Linked DNA regions of Homo sapiens: all the other regions are linked to region 3. A link is an interaction called in ENCODE POLR2A ChIA-PET data of the cell type or tissue named here. Cell type or tissue: HepG2. All regions are shown on one strand. Links, peaks and the distances in the headings refer to the core of each region. The heading gives the core; the rest is flanking DNA.

Region 1 (6,120 bases), core at 1,123-5,122, 130 kb after region 3:
GCCAGTGCTCGCTCACTGAGGCCAGGCACTCATCTTGTGCTGTGCCTGGGTGAGCTCTGGACCTGCCTCCTAAACATAGGGCTGCCTGCTTCGTTCATTTCCACACACCACGTGCCTAGGCCCAGCTGGGGCTGGCATACAAATTGGGTGGCCCGGCTCTGAGCTGCTGCTGGTTACTGTGGCAGTTTCCACCTATACCACACCTATATACTTGCCCTCCCCCACACACAGCCCACCTGGCCCATCCCACAAAGAGAGATGGCACTCCAGGTGGAGAGGGCTGGGCCAGAGGTCATGCAGCAAGGTCAGGTTGGAAGCTGAGGTGGGGCTAGGGCCACCCCACACAGGCCTGTCTCACAGGCTGTCACCCACTGGGCCTAGGGCTCTGAGAGTAGGGGTCTGATCTGGAGAGCAGGGGAGCCTGCAGGTCCCTGGGTTGGAATCCTGGAGCCCTGGGCTGCAGGGTTTTGAGGGGCAGTTACCTCCTCCTCCCCGGTGGCACATCCGGCCTGGAAGTTGGGTAGTCTGGCCCAAGGCCTGCCCTGGTGTGAAAGCCTGAGACCCTAAGGAGAGCTACAGGTGGCTCAAGGGCCTGCTCCTCCTCCTTTTCTGTGCAAACAGCTCAGCTTGCTGACTTTGATGCAGTGGTTTAGGCCAAGCTTTGAAGTCAGCCCTTGGAGGACGTTCCTATCAGCCTTTGCACAGATATCTCCCACTCCAACCCTAAGACTCAATGCCACCTCAGGACTGCCCCTATCCGCAGAGCTTGAGGCCTTTAGGTCAGCCTTGGGAAGAGGTGCTTGAGTGGGGTGGAAGAAGCCCACTCTTGGGAAATGGGGAGCATAGGGGAGGAGGAAGACACTGCCTTGGAATGACACTCCCAGAGACCTCTGCTCTGCCTACCTGCATTCTGCTGAAGGTTTTGGGTCACCTTGTTTTATGGTCCCTGTCCCAGCATGAAGCTTGCACAGGAAGAACAGAATGAATGATGTGGAAATCTGTTAGCAGTGGTGTCTTCTAGATTCTCAAGGATCCGGGTATTTTAGGAACAAAACAAGCCAGCAGGTGCAGAGGTCACAAGCCTCCTGAGAGGGCCAGGGCAGAGTGAGTAGCTGCAGGGGCAGCTGTCCTTTGCACCTGGGCCTAGAGTGCCAGAGACTTAGTCTCATTTGTTTACAGGAGACTGATGGGTTCCTGAGCAGCCTAGGAGGGGAGGGGAAGCACTGCGTTCTCAGTGTGGTGCTTGGCCCTCCCAGGTGCCTGGTTGTGGCCTGCCACTTAGCACCCACCCCTGCCTATCCAGCCCCATCCCTGGGGAAGGTTCCCACCTGCTCCAACTTCTGGTACTCCCAGGCTGCCTCACCCAACGATGACAGTGACTAGCCTCAGAGCCTGGCTGCTTGGAAGACCTTTGCCCAAGCAGAGAACTGTTGAGGAAGGTGAGCCTTCCGAGGGCCAGCCCTGCCTCTCCTCCCCTCTCCTAGCCTGCTTCTGTCTGGGCTGAAGGCACAGCAGGGACAATCGCTCTTCCGGGGTTAGAACTGGGGGAGCAGGGACAAAAAGCGGGCAGCCCTCCCCAGCATGACAGGATGTGGAAGGCTGGTCTCTCCAGAGACTGGGCTAAACTCTGCTGTGTCAAGTGCCTGGTGACCTCAAGCAAGTCATTCCATGTGGCTGAGCTGCTCCTTGCTGCATCTGCACATATGTGTAGTGTCTTCCTCCCTGTAGGATTGTCACAAGGATTAAATGATGTCAAGTCTGAGGCTGCCCTGCAGCTGCTGTTTCCACTACTTGGCATGGAACATGTGCCAGACCAAAAGAGCTATCTCTCTCCCTGCGAAAGGCTGGGGTCCTGGGAGCTAGAGCTGGGTTAAGATAAGAGCAGAGACTGGGTCCTGGGAACAGCCACTGGGCCCAGTCGGGGGGGTCTCAGCACCTATCACAAAGAAAGTGCCACTGGGCCTAGGGAAGGACAAGAAGTAACATGTCAAAGATGGGACAGAACCCACCTCCTGGCAGGGAGTGGGGCACACATATGTGCATGTTCATATATGTGTCAGAATGCGTATTTGTCAGTGTATGTGTGTCAGTGCACATAGGTATAGGGGCTGTCTCTCAGAATTCCTGAGGGCTTTCCATTTGATCCCAGTGGTTGAAGATGGAGTATGATCCCAAATCCCTTAGGTGGATGTGGCCTGGCAGGGGGTCAGCAGGAGGGAGGTCCCTGTCTCCTTGGCTTCCAGCTTCCAGGCTCTGGCACTCCCACTGTTAGGAACAGGTACCTTTAGGGACACAGGAGTGTAAGCCACTGTTTCCGTCTGGGTTTTGTCATGTGTAGGTCCCAGCGGCTTTAAGCCAACCTGAAAGGTTCATTTGGGAGTCACGGGTATGTGTCAACAAAAGCCCACCAGACCATCAATGAAGTGGGCAAAAGCTCTGGGTGAACTCTTGGCTCAGGTATCAGGATATGCTGGGTGAGGGAAATAATGGAGGCACCTTTGTTCTAGATGCCTGCAGATTCCTGACAACAGTAGGGGTGGAGGCTGTGCAGACCTGGTGCAGAGTCTGTGCTGGCCTCTGGCCTCTCACAGCCTTGGGAGGGGTGCTCAGAGCTCAGCTGTGTTTAAAAATTAGCAAGTGGAGGAGTTAGAGGATCTGCAGTTAACCCCTTGAGTCTCGGAAGGCTGTTTGAGCCACTAATCAGGAAGGAGAGCTGACAAGAAAAAGGCGATGTCTCACCCCTGAGCTACAATCCACTGCACTTACAGTGACCACCCATCCTGACATCTTGGGCTCAGGCCTCTGGGTCTGGGCATAGAAGCCCAGGAACTGCTGTCTGTGGGGAGTCCACTGAAGCTCCCTGCCCCCACTGAGTCTCTGATGTTGACAGCCTCTTTGTTTTTTCATCTCAGCCTATTCAAGGCCATTTTTCAGCTTGCTTGGCTTTGCATTAAAGTTGGGGGGATTTCTCTATCCTGAGGTTATGAAATACCTCAGCAAGGACGAGGCCTCCCTGAGGGAGTCAACCTAGCTTGTTCCCTGCACGTACTGTGGGGAGGTCCTCTTTACCGCCACAGTTCCAAGGGTGAAACAGAGAACCAGGTGGGGAAGGGGTCTCTCCCCATCTGTCCAGGGGAGAGGCAGCCCACAGGGAGCCACACAGGCAGGGGACATTCCACTAGGGCCATTTGCAGGCCAGTGGCCATCCACTGCCAGCAATCAGAGAATCACAAGCACTGGATCCAATGTGACCTCTGCCAGGACCATGACCCCTAGGTCCTCTTTTCCATCCCTCCAGTTCTCCTGGCTTTCTTGCCATCTTTCTGGCTCTATCCTCAGTCTCCTTGGCAGGTTTTCCCTTCTGGCATGGCCACTAAATGCCAGTGCCTTTCTCTATGCAAACCATTTCCCTAAGCTGTTCCCTCAGCACCAAGGGCTTCCAGACCACCTGTGAGGCCCTGACCCCCCAAATGTCTCTCCAACCCAGCCAGACCCACATTCCAGTCACCTGCCCCCACCTCCTCTCCACAGCCTCCATCATTTTATAGCCCACTCTACTGAAGGCCCCTGTCCTTTCAGTGTCACCCATCCTTTCAGTGGCACAAGTCAGAAGTTCTGGGGTCATTTCCGATACACCCGCTTCCTCACCACCTGCCCATCACCTCAAGCCCATCACCAAGCCAGGCTTACTTCACCCATCCATAGTTCTAGAGGTTCCCTGCTTCCCTCCATCCCTATTGCCACTGTCCTGATAGGCCACCATTTCTCTGTACTGCAGGCATCTCCTAACTGGCATTCTCACATCCCCTGCCCCATTCCAATCAATTATCTACTCAGTGGACAGACATCCTTTCAAAGTTTAGAGACCTGTGGGTCTTGCTTAATCCTGCAGCTGCCTTTCTGGTAGTTCAGATGCTTGGCTTCTTTCCATCCCAGGTGCTCACAGGCTCCCTACCACCAGAGGGCCCTTGGCCTGCCCCTGCCACTTTCCCCAAGGGAGTTTTTCAGACCCCAGGCTAGTTCCAGTGGGTTCCTGCTATACACCTGCTGTGCTCCCAGGCCTCAGCACTCCCCTCAGGGTGCAAACGGTCCTTCAACATTAGTTAGTCTTTCTCCCCTTTGTCCACTAACCCTGGGAGGGTAGGCAGGTCCCTGCTCCTATCAAATCCCTCCCTCTGGGCCAGGGTCTAGTACCTGCTGAGTGTTTGACAAATATTTCTTGAATGACTGCATCCCTAACATGAGGCAATGATCATTCCCCTGCCTGTTAGACATAATTCACTGCCTGGGAAGGCACTGTGCTGTGTAGATGCAGCAAGCTGGCTAAAATCAACTGTAGCATGGCCTATGTCCCAAGCAGGTTGTCCTGCCCATACGCTCAATAATGAGGCCCACTGAACTCTCCTGGTTTCCAGAAGCCTCATAAGCAAGCACGCTCAGTGAAGGAACAGGAAGTCCTTTCTGGAGCAGGGGGAGAGAAAGGCATCCAGTTAGCCATAGAGGGGAATGGCTCCTTACTCTTTAAGAGTCATTTGCCCCAAGACTACTTTCTGTCAATCACCAGATAGCCCTCAGTCTACACTCTGTGATCCACTCATGAATATCTGGTCTGGCTCTGCGTTCCAGTCAGACCCTTTTCTGAGAGGACCACAAGTCATAGCCCAGGGCTACCTGTACAGCTACCAGGCTTAACAACTCAGATGCACACCCTCCACAACTGCTCTTAGCACCCACAGGCCTGGGCCCTCTCTCCCTGCCCTGAAGCCAACCAGACCCTGGGTGGGGGCCGAGTCTGGCCAAGCAGCAGTGTGTGGAGCTGGGCCTGGGCCTAAGCTGGGAATAAGCTTGTTTTGCCAGGCGCTGGCCCCCCATCGAGTCCCCATTCTCTAATGCTAATTGCTACAATTAGCAGGAGAAAGGCCTTTTAGATCCATTTCTTCTCCTGGCTGAGGCCCGGGCTGCTAGGGAGGTTGAGCCCAAGGCTTTTCGGAGGAGCAGGGATTCTTCCATAAATGAGGCCACATTTAAATTGCAAACAAGAGCTTCGCCCAGCCGTAGGAAAGGCTCTGGGAGAAAGGCTTTTAGTTCCGCAGACAGAGCAGCCAGAGACTGGGTGCGCTCCAGCCTCATGGGCCTTCCTGGCTGGTGTGACTGGAACCCTGGGTTATACAGGCTCCTGCCAGTAACCTGGACATGCTGGGGCCGGCCAGTTCAGAGGAGCATGGCACAGGCTGATAAAGGCACCGGAAGGAAAGGCAGTATTAGAGGCCACCCCTTGCCCTCCCATCCAGGCCTGCTCTGAGGGAAACCCTACTCGTCCTCCTCCTGGAGTGTACTGCAAACCTGGATCCGGTATCCGCTGAGAACCACTCATTCATCAGTCTGCACTAACTGGAGAAGGTGAGCAGGCCCAGCCCGGCCTCTCTAGGCCACCTCCAACTTGGTCAAGCCACAGGTGCCCATGCCATAGATGGCTGAGGGACGGCAGCTGACACGTAGTTCCAACTAAACCTCTGGGTGGCAGCCCATAGGTTGTGGGACTGGAAGTGCTTGCCAAACAAATTATACTGCTGACCAGGGAAGAGGGTACTCTGATTGGCCAGGCCTGGGCCAGGGTCTTTCTCACCGAGGTGGTGAGGCTATAGGTGTTAGATGTGGCAGGATGCAAGCCAGGGCCTGCTGCCTTTAAAGAGCCACAGCAGAGACACCATCCCAGTCCCAAGAGCTGTTCTAAGGAAGTGGTTGTCATCTGCGGTGCCCCCCAGGGGACATATGGCAATGTCTGGAGATATTTTTGGCTATCATGACTATGGGAGAATTACTAATATCAACTAGGTAGAGACCAGGCAGGGTGCTAAACATCTTACAATATAAATGACAGCCCCTCACAACAAAGATACATCCTGTCCCAAGCATTACCAGTGTGGCTGGCTAAGAAACCCTGGTTGCAAGGGGTCAGATTTTGACATGCTATTTGCTTTCTCACTGAGTTGTGAAAATGGAGGCACACTTTCCTGGCCTGGCCTCTTCCTTCGTTCAATAAATGAATGAAACCATTCAACAGAAATCTGTGACACACCCACCATGTGCGGACCCTATACGGAAGACAGATATGCTCTC
Region 2 (6,120 bases), core at 1,292-5,291, 350 kb before region 3:
GGTCCTCATGCGGCTGCCTGCTGGTGGAGGGAATGTCACGATCAGGGAAGAAGCAGATCTCACATAGAGATGTCAAACGCTGGCATCCAAGAAAAATCCAGCCGTGTGGCGGGAGCAGAGGGCTCCGTGAGGAGAGGCAGGTTCCTTGCTCTTCAGCCTCCCTGGGAAGCTGTGGGAGGAATGTCTGCACCGTGCAGAGGCCCTGAGGCAGGAGTGAGTGTGTCTGCAGCTGGTGGGCAGTGAGTGGGGAAAGGTGCAGGCCAGGCCAGAAGGGCGGCCTCTGAGAAGGGGAGCCTGATGAGGACAGCCCACGCCCTGGCTTGACCCCGGGCAGCTGCTCTCAGCAGTGCCTGCAGAATCCATGAAAATGCTGATCCCAGGCCCTACCTGTGACTCACAGTCTGCGGCCAGGCCTGGGATGTGCATTTTGCAGGAATATTCTCAGAGCTCCAGAGCTGGCAGACCAGGGTGAGCCCATGGCCTAGAAAACCAGAAGGACCGGGAGGCATTCCTCAAAGGCAGGAAGGTTTGGAATATCAGAGAAGAGGGGGATGTCCTGGTGCCCCCTGGCCTGCTGGGCACAGGCTCACATAGCCTGGGCTTCCCTGGTGTTCCAGGCAGCTGAGGAGTTTGAGGTCTGAGTGCCCTGGGGTAGAGCGGGATGGCAAGCCAGGTGCCAAGCAGAAAACGGGGTCACTCCCCCGCTGCCTGTGAGCAGCCCTGAGAAGAAGCTGGCAGCTGTCCACACCTCACGCCAAGGCTGGCTGGCCCCATGTTCCAGAAATCACCCGTCCCAGGCTGCCTCGCTCGCCGCGCTTCTCAGCCTGTCCACCTGGAGTGCTGGAGGCTGTGCCCAGTCCTGGTCCGGCATGGCCTGGCCCTTTTTCTTCCTGGTAGGGAGCTCAGCGGCTGGCCAATGGGCAGCAGAGGGGGCAGCAGACAGCCAGGGCACAAGGAGGCGGCGGCAGGGCAGGCCCAGGCCAGTGGAGGCAGAAGCCGCAAGCTGGGAGCGGAGAGGATGGCGGAGTCTGGCAAGCACCCAACAGGTGGCAGAGACAGAGCCTGGCCCGGTGGACAGTGCAGGTGGGGGGGCACCAGTGTAGACGGGCAGGGCGGCCAAATGAGAGGAGCCCAGACACACACAGAGGCAGACAGGGCCACGCTGCAAAGGCTGGAGACACTGCCAGCTCAGGACTGGGCACGGAGCGGGGCAAGGTGACCACCCTGTCAGAGCAGGGCAGGGGCCCTACTCAGGAGATGGAGAGAAGGCGAAGGGCTGGGGGACCCCCTCTGGCCCCAGGCATGGCCGGCCCCTTGCCTCATGGCCAGGCTGATGCCTTCCCAGCCCAGGCTGGGCGGGGGCCGAGCATGAATGTGGCCCCATGGCCAAGGGTAAGGCAGAGTCAGGGCCCCAGGTCACCCACCCCACAGCCACTCGGCCTTCTCTCAGGTCCCCAGACTGCCTCCTCACCCCCTGTCGGCCCACAGGCCTGGACCTCCCTCCTGCCTGCCCTCCTCCCTGCCCTGGCTGCCCACGCTCCTCTCCAGGGATCAAGTCCGCCCCAGCCACCCTGGCCCTGCTTCCCAGGGGGTGGGCTCCAGCCTTGGCACTTGCACACCTGAGGACCACGCACTCACTCCCTCCTGAGCCCATTCTGACAGGGAAAGTCCCGTAACAGGGTCCAAGCCTAGGACTTCCGCCCAGCCTGCCTGGCTCCCGCTCTGTGGACACCCGAGACCAGGGTCTCTTGTCTGTCCTGCCTGAGGTCCCTCTGTCTCATCTCCAAGACCCCAGAGGCCCCTGGAGGAGGTTTCTCAGGAGCAGAGAATGAGTATTAGTGGTAGCTATGAAGGGGTCCTAGGCCCGGCCGCCCAAACCCACTCCTCCCCAGGCAGATCTTCAGCCAGTGGCTAGGGCAGCAGGAGAGCCACTCTCACCAGCCCTCTGGCCACTGTGGCCTCTGCCCAGCTCTAACAGCCCACCCTGCTCCGCAGCTGTGCCCTTGCGTCCTGTCACAGGGGACCCCGGCGGGAAGGGCAGGGCCTGAGCCGGTCTGCGCTACCCATGGAGGTTGGCCTCGTTCTTCTTGCTGTGGTCCAGCCCCTCTGGAGCCCATGGGCCCACCTCCCAGGCCCCGTCCTGCGGGGACTCCCACCTTGGATGTGGACAGGACCTCCTGGCTCACTTCTAACCAATAGGATGAGGCAGAAGTGACAACATTGCTTCCAAGCTTAGGTCACAAAAGGACGTGGTTTTTGCCTGCTTTCATTTGATGATCTTGAAGGAGTCTGCCCTGCCCACAAGGGCTTGGCCGGGCAGCAAGGACTGCGCTCCATCTGTCTGTCCAGTCCCTCCCTGCGTGTCCCTGAGGTAGCTCCTGGAGGACAGTGGCTGGCACCTTGTCAGGGTCCACACCTGGTTGATGCAAGAAGGCACAGGTGAGCCCAGTCCACGCAGCTCCACACGGGTCAGAACCGGGCTGTCTGCTGGGCAGGCAGGTGCATCCACCTGTGTCCAATCACATTTGGAAAGTGGAAAGGGAAATGGTGGCCTGCAAAAGGCATTGGTGCCCCTCAGACCCCAGGGCCGAGGTCCCTGGGCAGCCCGGCCCACAGACCCATCACCCTGCACTGCCAGCCGAGGCTGCTGGCCCTGGGCTCAGTACTCTGGCCATGGCTGGGCTCATGTCGAGACCTCCCTTCCCCTGACTTCCATGCTCAGGGCTCCTTCGTGCAGGTCCAGGGATGTGGTGGAGGCCCGAGGTACAGGGACAAGGTTGCAGGCAGCGCTGGTGGGGCAAGTGCCAGGGCCCAGGCCGTTTCATGCAAAGACACCCACTGGAGAACGGAGGCCCTAGGTGCAGGCCCTGGCATGACCCTTTCCTTCACTGGAGGAGGACTCATGTTAAAAAGGACCTGCCAAGGGGACATAGACAGAGGAGCTGTAGATAAAAAGCTCCTGAGCCAACCAGGTTCCAGGCAGCCCAGGAGCCAAGGGGTGGGGGGAGCAGGATGCCCTGGGGACACACTGCCCTGTGCAGCCCGGCCTCTGTGCCTGGGCAAACAGCAAAGCCTCAGTGAGCGGGCTGCAGGCAAGGGAGGCCCCATGGCCCAGGGAGGTTTATGGCCTCCCAGCAGAGCACCCGGCCCCAGCAGCTGGCCTGGCCCCTGCACCTGTCCCTTTGTTTGCACAAATCCCGTCCCTAATAGTCTTAATCGCAAAGCTTTGATGACTGTGCCAGACCCTGCACAGGCCCCTGCGGACTGCGCTGAACAAACACGCCATTGTCTCCGGGTGCACCGCAGGCGACCAGTTAATGGTTAAACCAAGGGGAGAAGGATGGCAGCTCTGCCTGAGGCCAGGGTGGGGGAGCTGCCTGGCGTGGTGTGGGCACCAGCTCCCCCCACCCCACAAGGGCACAGTCGTCCTACACTGGGGCTCCCAGTGGGCAGAGAGAGCACACGGCTTCTCCCCTGTTTTAGAACTAGCCTCCCAGCAACCCTGGAGCCGGGAGACAAGTCCAGAGGAAGCTGCTGGAGTCCCCAGCAAGACACCTGCCCCGACCCCTCCACACCAGGCAGGCGCCCAGGCTGTGGGAGCTGCTCAGACGCTTGAGAGCCGGCCACTCTCTGTGTACTCCAGACCCACGGGCCAGGAGTGGGCATGCAGTTAGAGCCCCGTGAGCAAGCCTCACACAGCTGTGGGACGTCAGCAGCACAGCTGCCATGGGAAATGCCCTGGCCGGTCCACGCAGGCCGGTTACCCCCAGCACTACCGTGTGACCAGCAATCCCACCCCAGGTCTATCCCCAGAAGTGAAAGCAGGGACTCAGGCAGACACGTGCACACCCATGTTCCCGGCAGCATCACTCACCAGAGGCAACAGGTGGAAACGACCCCGGCATGCACCAACCACGAAAACGACGAGCCCAGGCCGGGCATGGTGTCTCACGCCTATAATCCCAGCACTTTGGGAGGCCGAGGCGGGTGGATCACGAGGTCAGGAGATCGAGACCATCCTGGCTAACACGGTGAAACCCCGTCTCTACTAAAAATACAAAAAATTAGCCAGGCGCGATGGCAGGCGCCTGTAGTCCCAGCTACTGGGGAGGCTGAGGCAGGAGAATGGCGTGAACCCGGGAGGCGGAGCTTGCAGTGAGCAGAGATCGCACCACTGCACTCTAGCCTGGGCGACAGAGTGACACTCCGTCTCAAAAAAAAAAAAAAGACGAGCCCACTGTGGTCTGCCTGTACAATGGAACATTATTGGGCCATGCGAGGAATGATGGACAGATGCAGGCTGCAGCATGGACAGGCCTCACCAACGCCACATTCGGTGGAAGAGGCCGGGCACACAACGCCGCGTGGTGATGGACTCCCTTTATATGAAATGTCCAGAATAGGCAAATCCATAGGGACAAAAATAGATGGGTGGCCGCCCAGGGAGGGGGGTGGTGGAGACGGGGAGTGACCGCTCAGTGACAGGGTTTCCGCCTGGGGGATGCACGTGCTCCAGAGCTAGACCGAGGTGAGGGTCGCACAGCACTGAGATCGTGCTGGATACGCTGGATTGTGCACTGAAAATAGCTAATTCTGGGTATGTGAACTTCACCTCCTTTTAAAAATGACAGCCCACTGAGACAGACACACAAACAGTGGGTCCCTGAGTGTGGGAAACCAAGACGGGCTGGGGCCGAGGCCAGGCCACAGACCCCAGTCGGGCGGCCTGGCTCACTCCCAGCTCTGCCTGGGGCTGGCCACGGCCTTGATCTGTGCCTTGATCTCCAGGTTTGTGGCCCTGAGCCTCCCGTGGCACCATCCCAGCTCCTGTTGAGCATGGCCCTCCCTGGGAGCCACTGTGGCCACACACACACTCCTCCGAGCACGTTTGTCCAGTCCATCCACTCTTTCTCACAATGTCCTGAAGACCTGCTAGGCAGCAGAAGCTGGCCCTGCTGGGGGAACGCAGGAGTGGGCAGGCTGCCCTGGCTCCTGCTAGCATGGAGCACACAGCCCCAGGGGCAACAGGCAAACCCCAGGAGACCCCCACCTGCAGCCTGGAGAGGGGTGCAGGCAGGGCATGCAGCAGGGGCCAGCCCCATCCCAACCTCCTCCAGCCCCTCCGGCCAACTGGCCTGCAGGCTATGCCGGGTGCCCTCATTGGCCTCTGGGCTTTTTCTGTTTTGTAACTGGTAGCCTTTTTTTTTTTTTTTTTTTTTTTTTTAAAGAACACACTTTAAGGTTTATAGAAAATGGAGCAGAAAGTACAGAAAGTTCCCTGATGCTCTACCCCCTGCCCAGCCCTCCCCCATGCCTGCAGTCTCCCCGTTACTGGCCTCTTGCATCGCTGTGGCCAGGAACCCATTGGACATTTTTTAAAGTCGCATACTTTTTATTGGGGCAAAAAACACATCACATCAATGTACTGTCCTAAATGTACACTGTTTTTCAATGCACAGTTCAGGGGCATTAGGGACACTCACACTGGTGTGCAGCCCTCACTGCCATCCATCTCCGGAACCCTTTCATCTTCCCGAGATGAGACTCTGTCCCCATTCAAAGCAAACTCCCCACCCCTCCCCCAGCCCCTGACACCCACTGTTCTACTTCCCGTCTCTGCGGATTTGATGACTGTAGGAGCCTCATGTGAGTGGCAGCACACAGCGTCCGTCCTTCCGTGTTTGGCTTTTCCCGCTGAGCCCCTGCCTCAGGTCCACCCCGTGACAGCGTGGGTCCGGATCCCCCACCGTATGAGAAGATCGCACTTTGCTTATCCACGCTGATGCTTTTTAAAAAACATTTCTGTTTATGTAATTGACAAATAACAATGCATATATTTATCCTGCACTACACGTTGTTTTGAAATACATCAATACTTAATTATTATGCAAAGGCCATAGTTTACATGAGGCTTGGAGCTCGGTGTTATAAGTTCTATGGGTTTGGACTAATACTACCCTGTATCCACTGTTACAGCACCCCATAGAGGGGTTCCACGGCCCCGAAATCCTCCATGCTCCACCTGTTTGTTCCTCCTGCCTCCCTAACCCCTGGCAGCCGCTGACGTTTGTCTTCATGGTTTTGCTGTTTCCAGAATGTCCTAAGGGTAGAACCCTACAG
Region 3 (6,120 bases), core at 1,265-5,264:
AGTAACATCCCAAACATGGGGGATGATGTCCAGAGTGGGGGTCTTCAGGTCTTTACGGGCCCCTCAGCCTCCCCTTCCACACCCCAAGTACAGCACCCACAAGGCAGGTGCCTGGGAGGGAGACACACCTGTCCCCTGCCTGAAGTTTCTCAGCAGGATTTTGGGCACAAGGTGGGTAGTGAGCTGGTCTCAGCACTGAGCTTGCAGGTGGAGAAGGCGGGCCCCTGACTTTAGGGCGCTCTGGGTGGGATGAGGACAGACGTGGAGGAAAGGAGGGATCCCAGCAGAGGCAGCAGTGGATGGGGGAGGGCTTCACTGCAGGGAGAGTGAGGCTGCGCGGTGCCCTGCAGGACAGATAGGAACTCCCAGGCCTGTAATCCCAGCACTTTGGGAGGCCGAGGCGGGCGGATCACGAGGTCAGGAGATCGAGACCATCCTGGCTAACACGGTGAAACCCCGTCTCTACTAAAAATACAAAAAATTAGCCGGGCGAGGTGGCGGGCGCCTGTAGTCCCAGCTACTCGGGAGGCTGAGGCAGTAGAATGGTGTGAACCCCAGGGGGTGGAGCCTGCAGTGAGCCGAGATTGCGCCACTGCACTCCAGCCTGGGCGACAGCGAGACTCCGTCTCAAAAAAAAAAAAAAAGAAAAAAAGAAAAAAAAGGAACTCCCAGGGTGGAGCTGTGGACAGATAGGAACTTCCACAGCCAGGAAGGCCAGGTGACGTGGAGGGCCCCAGGCAGCTGGGCCAGCACGGGACGGGGCGTCAGGTCAGCGGGGCTCTTCTGTGCTGTGTGCAGCATGAGAGTCTGTACCCCACCTGTACTCAGGACCCTGCCCCCCGAGGACAAGGTCGCTTCCCTCTTGAGCACATGGGACACCACCTTCCTGCTACACTATTCCCATGCCCTTTCCACAGGCCCAGGCCACTGTTGTCATTTCGCCCTCCCCACAGTCCTAGGAGGTGGGCACTGCTGGTGCCCCATTTTACAGGTGTGGATGCTGAGCACAGAGAGGCTGAGCTGCTCGTCTGGGTCCCCCGCCTGGGATGCCACCAGTGTCCTCACACCAGCCTGCTCCTGCCCTGTGCCCATCCTCCTCCTGCTTAGCGATCCTTTCTCTTGCTAATGTGTGGGACAAGGGGCTCTCAGGGGGCCTGGCCAAGGTAGCGGGTCCCCCCACCATACTCCCAGTGCCACCCCTGGCTGCCTGGAGCTAGCTGTGCAGGGGCCCAGAAGCCCTCCCCTCCGAGGAGGTGGGCCTGTTCCAGGCTACCTTGGGCGGGCAGGGCCTTGGGTGGCCAGGGCCTCAGGAGGGACACAGAGGGCCCCACTCAAGGTCACGGGCTGCACGTTCCATGGGGCCTGGGGAAGCAGCCGAGCAGAAGGATGCAGCCCGACTAAGGCTGCCTCAGGGTGGCACCCCAGCGGTGCCCACACTAAGGGGACACTTGGCAGGGGAGGGGCTGTGGCAGGGCAGGGTCATGTCCCCAGCAGTAAGGCCAGGACAGGGCAGCCGGACCCCGACTGTGCCACCCTCAGCCCAGTGGATGGTGCATCTCACCTGGGCCTGGCCGGCTGCACTGTGGCGCCTGCCCCAGGCCAGGCTACCTTGGGCGGGGTGGGGACTGGTACTCCCCGGGGGGTGGGGGTGAGGGCGGGGGTGAGTGTGGATGAGGGCCCCAGCTGTGCCCAGCACGTCACTGGGGGCCCACAAGCTCTCAGCACAGGCTGGCGGCTGGGAGCAGCTGGCCACAGGCAGGCCCTGGGACAAAGGGCGCTTTGAGCTGCCTGAGTGCCTGCATTGCCCTCCGGCCAGCTGACCCTCCCCGGAGCCGAGGCTGGCTCTCTCTGTGGCTTATCAGGGCCGGGCCGGTGTGGAGTTGGAACAGCTGGCCCCAAAGCCCGCCAGCCGGGCTCTATGCTGTGGGGACCACTGCCCCCACAGGGAAGCGCCTGGCTCAGCACAGGCCCAGCCCTCTGGCTTCCTCGCTATGGGAGGGGGTGAGACCCTAATCCCGGGTCCCCACAGCACCCTCAGCCTAACCCCTGTGTCCACCCCTCTTCAGAGTCTCCAGGCCCCATCTTGGCCTGATGAGGCCTCATTGTCTCCTAAAAAGTGTGGGTACAGATCTCAGGCTTTTCAAGGGTGGGTGGATTCCTGGCTCCAGTGGAAGGTCCCCAGGCCTAAGTCTATGGGGGCGCCAGGGAGGCCGGCTGTGTTTCTGCATCCTTGACCCTGGCCCCTTCCACAAAGCTCAGCTCTGATCCTTCGTATTTAATCTTCATCTTCCGCCGTCTTTAAAATTAATTTTCCTTTAAAGATACTGTAGAGCAGTAACATCAGAGACACCAAAATAGACAAAAGAGATAATAGAAGAGTAATATCAGAGACACTAAAGTCCTCGCGATAAGGGTCTGCGAGGCTTCCTTTATGTTTTGCAAAAAAATCTATATATTTCATCCAGAGAGACAGGATGTGAGCGCAGCTGGTCAGAACCAGTTATTTCAGGCTGCCCTGTGATCTTTCCCACGTGATTGATTGACACAGGGACCTTCTCTAGGGTCCTAAATTATGTGGTTCCAGCAGCATGGAACTTCAAAACACATTGAACCCCAGAAAATCTTCGCTATGTTGGAGATTCGCCGGCTGATAAAAGCAAAACAATAGATAAGATGGCCAGGTCGACCTTCAGCCTTCTCGGAGAACACCGGTTCCACGGCCGGTTGCAACACGTTTGAGCCAAAGTGCGACCTTTCCCCGCTCTGTTCACTCGGAGACTAAAAATCCCAGATAAGCACCTGCTTTGCTAGACCCTTGCTGGCCCTCCGGCTTCGGGCAGGTCTCCTCTTTATGCCACTGTAACCCCACAACACCGGATACCAGCATGGGGTCGGCCTGCGGGGCCATGTGTCTCCTCCTGTGTGACCTTGAGCTACCTTGAGCTTCCATTTTCCTTCCGCACCATGCACTGATTTCCCCTGGGTTGAGGTTGAGGGTCCCAGGGTCTGTCTGCCTAATGACAAGATTTCAGTACCAATAGCGAAGCCGTCAGTGGCAGTGACTGTGCCTTAGGGTGTCCCGTTGGCATCCAGGGCCCCCCGTGAAGGATGGCACCGAGCACCATTCAACATAAGTCTTGTCAGCGTTCCGATGAAACAAGATTAGGGGAATTTTACAGCTTGCCTGTGTTTTTCCACCCAGGGCCCTTTGCACTGCCTGCTATTTGTTTTCTGTCTTCATCCTGAGAGGGCTCAAGGTCTGCATGCCATTTTGCAATTGACAAATGGCTTGTGCTTAGCTATTTCGTTGAATGCTGAACTAACAATAGTCAGTGAAGATTAAGAACTAAAGGCTCAAGGACAGCTACAGATGACCACAGCTGGAGTGCGGCAGATACTCGGGGCCGCTGGGTGGCCCTGAAGGCCCACAGAATCCTTTTGGAGACCTGACCCGCGGGAGCCCAGGTGAGCAACCGCCACGGGCCAGGGCCCCTCGAGGCACTCATTTCAGTATCAGAGAACACACATAACGTAAAATTCACCATTTCAGCCATTTCAGCCATTTCAGCCATTTCACAGCGTGCAATTTGGTGGCATTTAGTATGTTCACAAGGCGGTTCAGCCAACACCTGTCTCCGGTTCCAGAGCTTTTTCATCACCTCAAAAGGAAAACCATCCCCATTGCCCTTCTCCTAGTTCCTGACAAACATGTTCTTTTTAAACATTATGGTGAAATATAAGGCCAGGCGCGGTGACTCATGCCTGCAATCCCAGCACTTTGGAAGGCTGAGGCGGGCGGATCACCTGAGGTCAGGAGTTTGAGACCAGCCTGGCCAACATGGTGAAACCTTGTCTCTACTAATAATACAAAAAGATTAGCCGGGTGTGGTGGTGGGTGCCTCTAATCCAGCTACTCAGGGGGCTGAGGCAGGAGAATCACTTGAACCTGGGAGGCAGAGGTTGCAGTGAGCTGAGATGGTGCCACTGCACTCCTGCCTGGGCAACAGAGCAAGACTCTATCTCAAAATAAAATAAAATGGAAATATGTTTTACCATCTTAACCCTTTTTAAGATCACAGTTCCTTGCGACCATCGCCACCATCCAGCTCCAGAGCTTTTTTCATCTTGCAAAACTGATGAAAGTCTGTCCCCATTAAACACTCACTCCCTACTCCCCCTTCCCCAGCCCCTGGCGCCCATCATCTACTTTCTACCTCTGTGAATCTGATGACTGTAGCGACCTCACGTGAGTGGAAGCAGATAGTATTTGTCCTTGTGTAACTGGATCATTTCACTGAGAGTAATGTCTTCAAGGTTCCTCCATGTTGCAGCCTGTGTGAGAATCCCCTTCCTTTTTAAGGCCAAATCCTATTCCGTGGTAGGGAGGGACCACATCTTCCGTCTCCGTCGGTGCACTGAGGGACACTGGGCTGGTTCCCCTTTTTGGCTGTTGTGAATGTTGCTGCTGTGGACATGGGTGTGTATGGATCTCCTTTAAAGAGACCGGGGACAGACTCCAAAGTGGAATTGCTGGGTCATACAGTAATTCTGTTTTTTTTCTGGCATGTTATTTAAACAGACTATTTGTTAGAGCAGTTTTAGGTTCACAGCAAAATCGAGCGGCTGGTCATTTCACGCTTTAAAGGAGCTGTGGCATTCTACATCCCCCAGCAGCACACAAGGTCCCAACTTCTCCGGATCCTTGGGAGCACTTGTCACTCTGTTTGGGGTGGCAGCCACCCTAATGGATGAGAGGTGGCATCTCGTTGTGGTCTTGATTTGCATTTCCCTGATGATTAGTGACACTGGGCACCTCTCCGTGTGCCTCTTGGCCATCTGTGTATCTTCTTCACAGAAATGACTGTCCAAGCCCTTTGCCTATTTTTTAAAAATTGAGTTGTTAGGAACTTTGGTTTTTTAAATAATTTTAAAGCACACAAATAAGACACCTGAGAGCCAACTTATAACACGCCCCAGGATGGACATGGATTCACACTCATGGTAGAACAGAGCTGAGGGTGCAGTGTGGGATGGGCTGACTTGTGGCCAGGGGAAAGACCCGTGGCCTATCTTGTTTTGGGGGGCAGGGACCCAGAAACTCATTGCTTTCAGGCCTTGCTAGAAAAGCATACAGTCGAACGAGTGGGTCCGATGTGGAGTGCAGTGGCATCAGCCAAGGCTCCGAGGCGTTTCTTCCCACTTCACATGTCTTTTCTGTTGTTTCTGCGAAGGTGTCTCAGGGAGGGGCAGAACCCATGGGGTTTGGCTTCCTGACCCTGAACGTCTTTGTCCCAGGCCCTTCACTGGGTCTGGAGGAAGGAGGGTGCTGTGGTCCTGGTGGCTCTTGTGCCTGCACCCGCCTTGGGGCCATCTGACACCCACACCCTCCCTCCAGGCCAGACCCAGCTCTCCAGCTTCCCGGCTGCCCACTAGATGACCACCAAGGCAGGGCGGCTGGTGGTGCTGACGGCTCTGTGAGGCCCAGGCCTGTCTTCCCCACCTCACCCCACAGGGCTGAGACACCTCCCTGTCCCCTGGCAGGGCTGGAGGCTCTGGAGTCTCTCTTGGTTACCCTCTCTCTCCCAGGGCCACTTTTGCAGCCTGGTGTCCTTATCTCATGTCTGGGTCCCCTTTGCCAAGGGTCCTCCAGCCTTTGGCCTGCACCCACTCATCTGGCAGTAACAGGGCCACTTCCAGAACCACCACCATGCCCAGGTCATGTCTGTGCATGAGAGTGGTCAGCCCTCCATGGCAGGCCTGGCCTCACCTGCCAGTGTCCTCTCCCACACCCGAGGACACCTGTACCTTGTCCCGGGGCGGGGCTCTCTCTGCCATGGACGCCAGTCTTCCCTCCCCTAAGCTGCGGGTGACCTGACCTAGTTGAGCCTGGCTTTCCTCCTCTGTAAAATGTGAACAGAGGCCACCACCCCCATTATGTGGGTCTGTGTTTGCTCTGTGCACGTCTCGGTGCCCAGATCTGAGGCCCTTTTGTCCATGAAGCCATCTGCAGCCAGGAGGCGGCCTTGCTTTAGTCTGAAGGAGAGTGACCAGGGTAGGAGGGGCCTCCTTGTCCCTTTGGTCTGTTTGTGGTCTCAGTGGAGACCAAGGACGGCTCTTCTT
Region 4 (5,033 bases), core at 1,034-5,033, 160 kb after region 3:
GCCTCGGGGCAGGCTCACCTCACACCCTTGTGGGCCAGCTGCGGCCCAAAAGCCTCCTGGCCTCCATTCCCGTGCCAGGGTGGTCTGAGCGGAGAGGACAGGGGGGATCCCAGACGGATCCTGAAAACAGGCTCCGCCTTCCTCTGTGGCTCTGCCTTCCTCTTGGCTCCGCCTTCCTCCGTGGTGGCCTGAGAGGGGTGTGGTGCTGCTTGTCCGTGGTGCTCCACACACCTGCCACAGCTGCTTACCCCACTCCCTGCCGCCCTGGACAAGGTGCCCACGGCCCTGTCCCATTTACCGTTGGGGCAAGTGAGGGACGAGGAGGCTCCGCAGCCTCCCCCGGGACACTGCAACCCTCAAGACTCCTAGCAAGCCCCTCCGTCTCAGAGCCTTGGTGTCCCCATCTGTAAAGTGGGATGTGACAATACCCTTCTTGCTGAATGGGCAGGGAGAGAGGAGCTGTTAGGTGAGACCAGGTGGTACTTGGCAGCTGTGGCACGTGGAAGCCCTACACAGGCAGCCCCACACCTGGTCCGCTGTTCTGTCCTTACTGTAGCAGTGGGCCTGGAGGCAGTGGCATTTAGAGAGGACCCTGAAGTCCAAAGAGGGGATGCCAGCCTCAAACTCAGCAGCTCGAAGTAGCAACAGCCTCGAATCCCTCACACCTAGCGGTTGGCTGGGCAGGTGGACTGGTCCGAGCTGAGTGGTCTAGGATGGCCTTGCTCCCGGAGAAGACCCTTGGCAGACAGCCTCTCCTCTACTAGCTAGTGGGGCCTCACTAACCGCTGGTGGCCGCAGGGTTCCCAGCCACTCGGTGCACATGTACTCCAGCCTCTCTGTGTCCCATTTGCTCATGACATGGTGGTCAAAGCAAGTCACGGATTCCAGGGGGACCTCGGGACGAGGAAGTCACACGTTGGGGGATGTGCCGCAGGGATGGGGCATCTCAGCCTTTGTATCTGCCGTGGGCGTGGAGGCATTTACTCTTTTCACCGGGGGAGCAGAAATCAGAACATGGCTCTCTGTGTCTGACACAGAGCCCTGTACTCCATCTATGCAGCCCCCACCACCTCTGCACACAGCCCCTCCGGTGGTGCCTGGGGGCCCAGGCTTTTGATAGAGAATCACATCTGGACCAGGACGTTCTGGTAAGATCGCCAGGGGGCCGCGACAAGGAGACCAGGAAGGAAAGACAGAAAGAAAAACACGCACAGATCCAGGCTCAGATGATATACAGTCCTCCTCCCGGCTCAGGACCCCTTTGCGGTGTCACCTTTCGGCATGTAACCACTTATTCTGTCAGGGAGGAGAGCCCTCCCGCTCCACCAGGTGACGGCCCTAAATCCTCAGGAGTGACAGCGTCCTCCCGCCCGGATTGGGTTTCTGCACAGTGGAATGGAGCTGGCAGCCAGGGTCCCTGTCCCGCCAGCCCTAGGCCTCGAACCCTCCCTGGCAAGCTAACACTGCCCTTGGAGGAAGGAGGGTGGGAGGGCAAAGAGAGAGAAGTGGTGGGTGGCAGCGAGCAGGCTGTCCTGCAAGGCCGTGGCTGCACTGAGGGCAGAAGGGGCCTTGTCACCTAGGAAGGACCCCACTAGGAACCCCTTCCCGCGGAAACACAGCTTCTCCCCTTGGGTGCCATTGCAGCTGCACCCAAGCCTTGCCCTTCCCTCTCACTTCGCTCCCCAGGAGGCGACACTGTGATTGTCCTGGGCTCACAGAGGAGGACGTGGGGACCTGCCCAAGGAGACACAGGCAACAGAACCAGGGCTCAGAGTTGGGGGAAGGGGCCAGTTCACCCACAGAGGGTGGAGTCACTGGGCTGAAGCTTCTGGCCATCGTATGGAGCTGGAACAAGGCACTGGAAGGTACCAGGCCTCAGCGTTCTCAACTGTGAAATGGGAACACGGTGGTCTCTGTCACAGGGTAGAGATGACTGATCCAGTAACCTGGACAGGGTGCCGAGGGCAGGGTCTGGTGTGGCTATCAGGAGCCACTGGATTGGAACTTGGTGTGCCACCAGGGTCCCTGTCCGTTTAAGAAAAGCCTGTGGGCCCAATAGAGAAGCACAGGGTCTGAGAAGCATCAGACAATGACTCCTAAACAAGCTCACGTCTTGAAGCAGTGCTGGACCCGTTTCAGCTCCAGGGGAGAGCCAGGGCAGGGTGGGGCAGGCACGGATTCCTGACGTGGAGACAGGAGGAAGCCGACGGCCATCTGTGCTCAGACCCAGTGGTGAGCCTAAGACAAGTTCCCAGAATCCATCCGGGACAGACGGCTGGACTTGTGAAACACTCCAGGGTCGGGGGCTCAGCCACGGGACCAGCGCTTGCCAGAAATGTTCCCAGCTTTTTTGAGTTCGTGAGTGGCTGGTGGATACTTAGTGGTTTGGCTTTCGGGTTCCTGCCTTCCAAAACAGGAGAGGCAACTTGGCCTGCTTTTTCCTCAGAAGAGCCCACTTTTTGCGTGGAGGTGACCTGCCATTTGTCCGGTTGGGGGTCCCCAATCGTCTTCGAGCTACTGATATAGAACCTCTGCGTTTAGCTGTGGTTTAGGAAGTGCATTCACGTGAAGTCGCCAAGTTCAAAGGGCTGCCCCTGGAACCCAAGTCAGACTTGCCCTCGCCCCCTTCCCGAACGTACCCTTTCCATGAGGCTGGGCGCCCTGCCCTGCCTTCAGTGCCAAAGCCCCAGGCCCACAGGCTGTGCACTCCAGCCGAGGGCAGCCTGGGGAAGGTACGAGAGATCACTGGGCTTTGTGAAACCTGTCAGCTTGTGTGAAAGCTATCTCCCCCAGGCCCCACCCCCGCCCCCACCCAAAGCACAGGTCACCTGCCTGGTTAATCATCCTGGGCTCTGAGAGCTCCCTGGGGCCCCACAGGCCAAGCGTTTTCTGACTTGGAGAGGCAGGAGGCCAACTCCCCGCTCCTCAGATTCTGCTGAACTAACTGAAACCCTAACCTTCGGGCTTCCCCACTAATTTGTGATAAGGCCTCGCCAAGAAAAACAGCAGGCTAAAGACCCCTGATTTCTTCATGAATTCCAGAGCACTTGGTTCACTCCGGCAGAGAAGGGGCCCCAGGCAGCCATGCATACAGAGCCACCTCTGCGTGGGTGAAGGGCTGGGGACGGCCTCTTGGGAGCCCACTAAGGAGGACCACCTGCCTGCTCCAGGCAGATTGCTTCCAGCTGGCCAGGGCAGAGGAGCAGGCCAAGGGTGGGTCCCGGGCAGTGGCCCAGAGAAGCTGAGCTCGCTCACGAGATGTGTGCTGACGTGGCAAGATGGGCGGGAGTCTTCATGAAGGAGTGGCTGCCTGGCCCCCTGACCTGAGGATCCTAGGGCCCCTGGATGGGTTTGGGGGAACTGCAGCATCCTCAGATCACAGACGGTGTGTCGAGTGAGGGTGGTGCTCTTCCTGGGCCAGCAGTAGGTTTCCAAAAGGGCACAGACACAGCTCAGGAGATGGATGCTGCCCTGTCAGAGTGGGGAAACTGAGGCCCCAGGCGGAGACACCACCCACTGCAGGTTCCAGCCGTCCCCCACCCCACCCCTGCCCCACCATGGCTGATGTGAGGGAGGTGGCCAGAAGTCCAGAGGGACACTGGGTGGGACCCCGGTGAAGATCTGGTGGACTGAGGCCAGAGAAAAAGGGGATGACCCATTCCTAGCAGGGAGGAATAGTAGTTTATATTTTCCCCCAAAATTTTATTTTTCTGCATTGGCCTGAATAGGAGCTGACTTTAATACGGGGGAAATAGTGATTTTAAAGCCGGCTTTCCCATGGAATGTGCTTCTCCTGTGACTGTGCCCATCTCCTCACTGCTTGGCAGAGAGGTATCCCCCGTGCCCCACTGGCATGGGCGCCAGGTCTGCCCTTCCAGAGGCCCCTCCCAAGTAGCTCCCAGCAGAACACTTGAAGCCCAAAAGCAGTGAGAAAGGGAACACATTTGCCTCCAATCCTGACTCTCCAAGCCCTGTCCCTGCCCCCAGGTGAAGGGTTGGCCCTGGGCATGGAGGTCGGCAGCAGGGAGGGGACACTTAAGCCACTTGGTTGGGGGTTTGTGCTATGCCCTTTCCTCTGCCCTGTTAGGTTTGCTTCTACCTCTTAGGTCCTGTGATATATCTGCCCCTGTAGGAGCGAGACAGACATAAGCCAGATTTCAGGAAGGAGCAGCCATGGGGCAGTGGGGCTCTGGAGCAACAGAGGCCTCAAAAGCTCAGCGTCTACAGATGTTAGGGACAAGGAGGCAGCTTGGGGGATGTGCTCAGGCCCTGGAGGCAGACACATCAGGGTCTGAATCCCAGCTCAGGGGCCCAGGGCAGCTCAAGCCCTCTCTGAGGTTCTGTTTCTTCATCTGTAAAACAGGGACAATCACGGTAGCTACGTGTGGGGCGCAGGACGGCACCCAAGGATCATTCCTGTGTGAGTCAGGTGTCAGGGACCACCAGGCCTTGTGCAGGAACATGGGGTAGTGTCCCTGGGGGAAATCCTACCCCAGACTCGAGGAATAAAGAGGAGGAGGAGGTTGCCTGAGCTTAACAGAATGATGGCTGTCTGACATGAGGCTCACAACTGGCCCCAGCAGCTCCACGGCAGGGAGCAGGAGCAGACACCCCGGATCCGCTCTCCTCCCTCCTTGCCTCCTGCCAGGGGTCCAGTTGGCTAGACCCAATCTGAAGCCCTGGGCCAGGAGCTTGTGGACATAACCTGCAGAGATCAGCCTCCTAGGGCAGAGTGAGCTGAATGGAGAAGGGCTGTATGCAGAAGGGCGAGCAGACAGAGCCCAGGATTCCACAACGGTGTCGATGTACAACACCAAGCACCTGGCCTGGTGTGGGCTCGTCTTGCACTATGAAGGGGCAGGGACGTGGCCAGGCATTCGTTCCTCTGTGGGCACTGTGGGGCTTTGCTGTGGAGGCAGAGGGAGCATCTGATGGCCCCCGGGGCCGCGCTAGTCAAAGCGCTTCATTTCCATCATATGTGGTGCAAAATCTAACCCTCTTACCCTGCGTGAGGTTCATGTGACCGCTCCCGC

The links. Peaks named below come from ENCODE experiments on the same cell type or tissue, not always from the same donor. Only the 100,000 strongest peaks of a DNase experiment are listed, where the experiment ranks them.
Region 1: POLR2A ChIA-PET joins it to region 3 with 13 read pairs; 1 of 35 experiments calls an interaction of 5 or more read pairs at or near these places.
Region 2: POLR2A ChIA-PET joins it to region 3 with 5 read pairs; 2 of 35 experiments call an interaction of 5 or more read pairs at or near these places.
Region 4: POLR2A ChIA-PET joins it to region 3 with 6 read pairs; 2 of 35 experiments call an interaction of 5 or more read pairs at or near these places.

What each region holds. Positions count from the first base shown.
Region 1 is chr11:2,688,574-2,694,693 of GRCh38, forward strand. The region is part of intron 11 of KCNQ1 (potassium voltage-gated channel subfamily Q member 1); the gene reads left to right. It overlaps KCNQ1OT1 (KCNQ1 opposite strand/antisense transcript 1), which reads right to left. Exons shown (of 1, transcript NR_002728.4): 1 at 1-6,120. Among named protein-coding and RNA genes, the nearest start is that of KCNQ1OT1, 8.4 kb to the right of the region's middle. RefSeq lists enhancers at 1-702, 4,298-5,165. In HepG2, for the core only: a CTCF peak has its summit at 3,969 (motif pointing right); DNase peaks (open chromatin) are centred at 2,888, 4,078 and 4,208; H3K4me3 peaks cover 763 bases.
Region 2 is chr11:2,208,053-2,214,172 of GRCh38, forward strand. No RefSeq gene overlaps it. Among named protein-coding and RNA genes, the nearest start is that of MIR4686, 38 kb to the left of the region's middle. RefSeq lists an enhancer at 4,361-4,931. In HepG2, for the core only: no CTCF peak of the experiment used is centred there; DNase peaks (open chromatin) are centred at 3,239 and 4,829; H3K4me3 peaks cover 344 bases.
Region 3 is chr11:2,560,572-2,566,691 of GRCh38, forward strand. The region is part of intron 2 of KCNQ1 (potassium voltage-gated channel subfamily Q member 1); the gene reads left to right. Among named protein-coding and RNA genes, the nearest start is that of KCNQ1, 120 kb to the left of the region's middle. RefSeq lists an enhancer at 300-1,083 and a silencer at 5,928-6,120. In HepG2, for the core only: a CTCF peak has its summit at 3,413; DNase peaks (open chromatin) are centred at 1,322, 1,790, 2,680 and 3,280.
Region 4 is chr11:2,722,983-2,728,015 of GRCh38, forward strand. All of the region lies in intron 11 of KCNQ1 (potassium voltage-gated channel subfamily Q member 1), which reads left to right. Among named protein-coding and RNA genes, the nearest start is that of KCNQ1OT1, 26 kb to the left of the region's middle. RefSeq lists enhancers at 1-849, 850-1,749, 1,925-2,920. In HepG2, for the core only: no CTCF peak of the experiment used is centred there; a DNase peak (open chromatin) is centred at 2,819; H3K4me3 peaks cover 408 bases.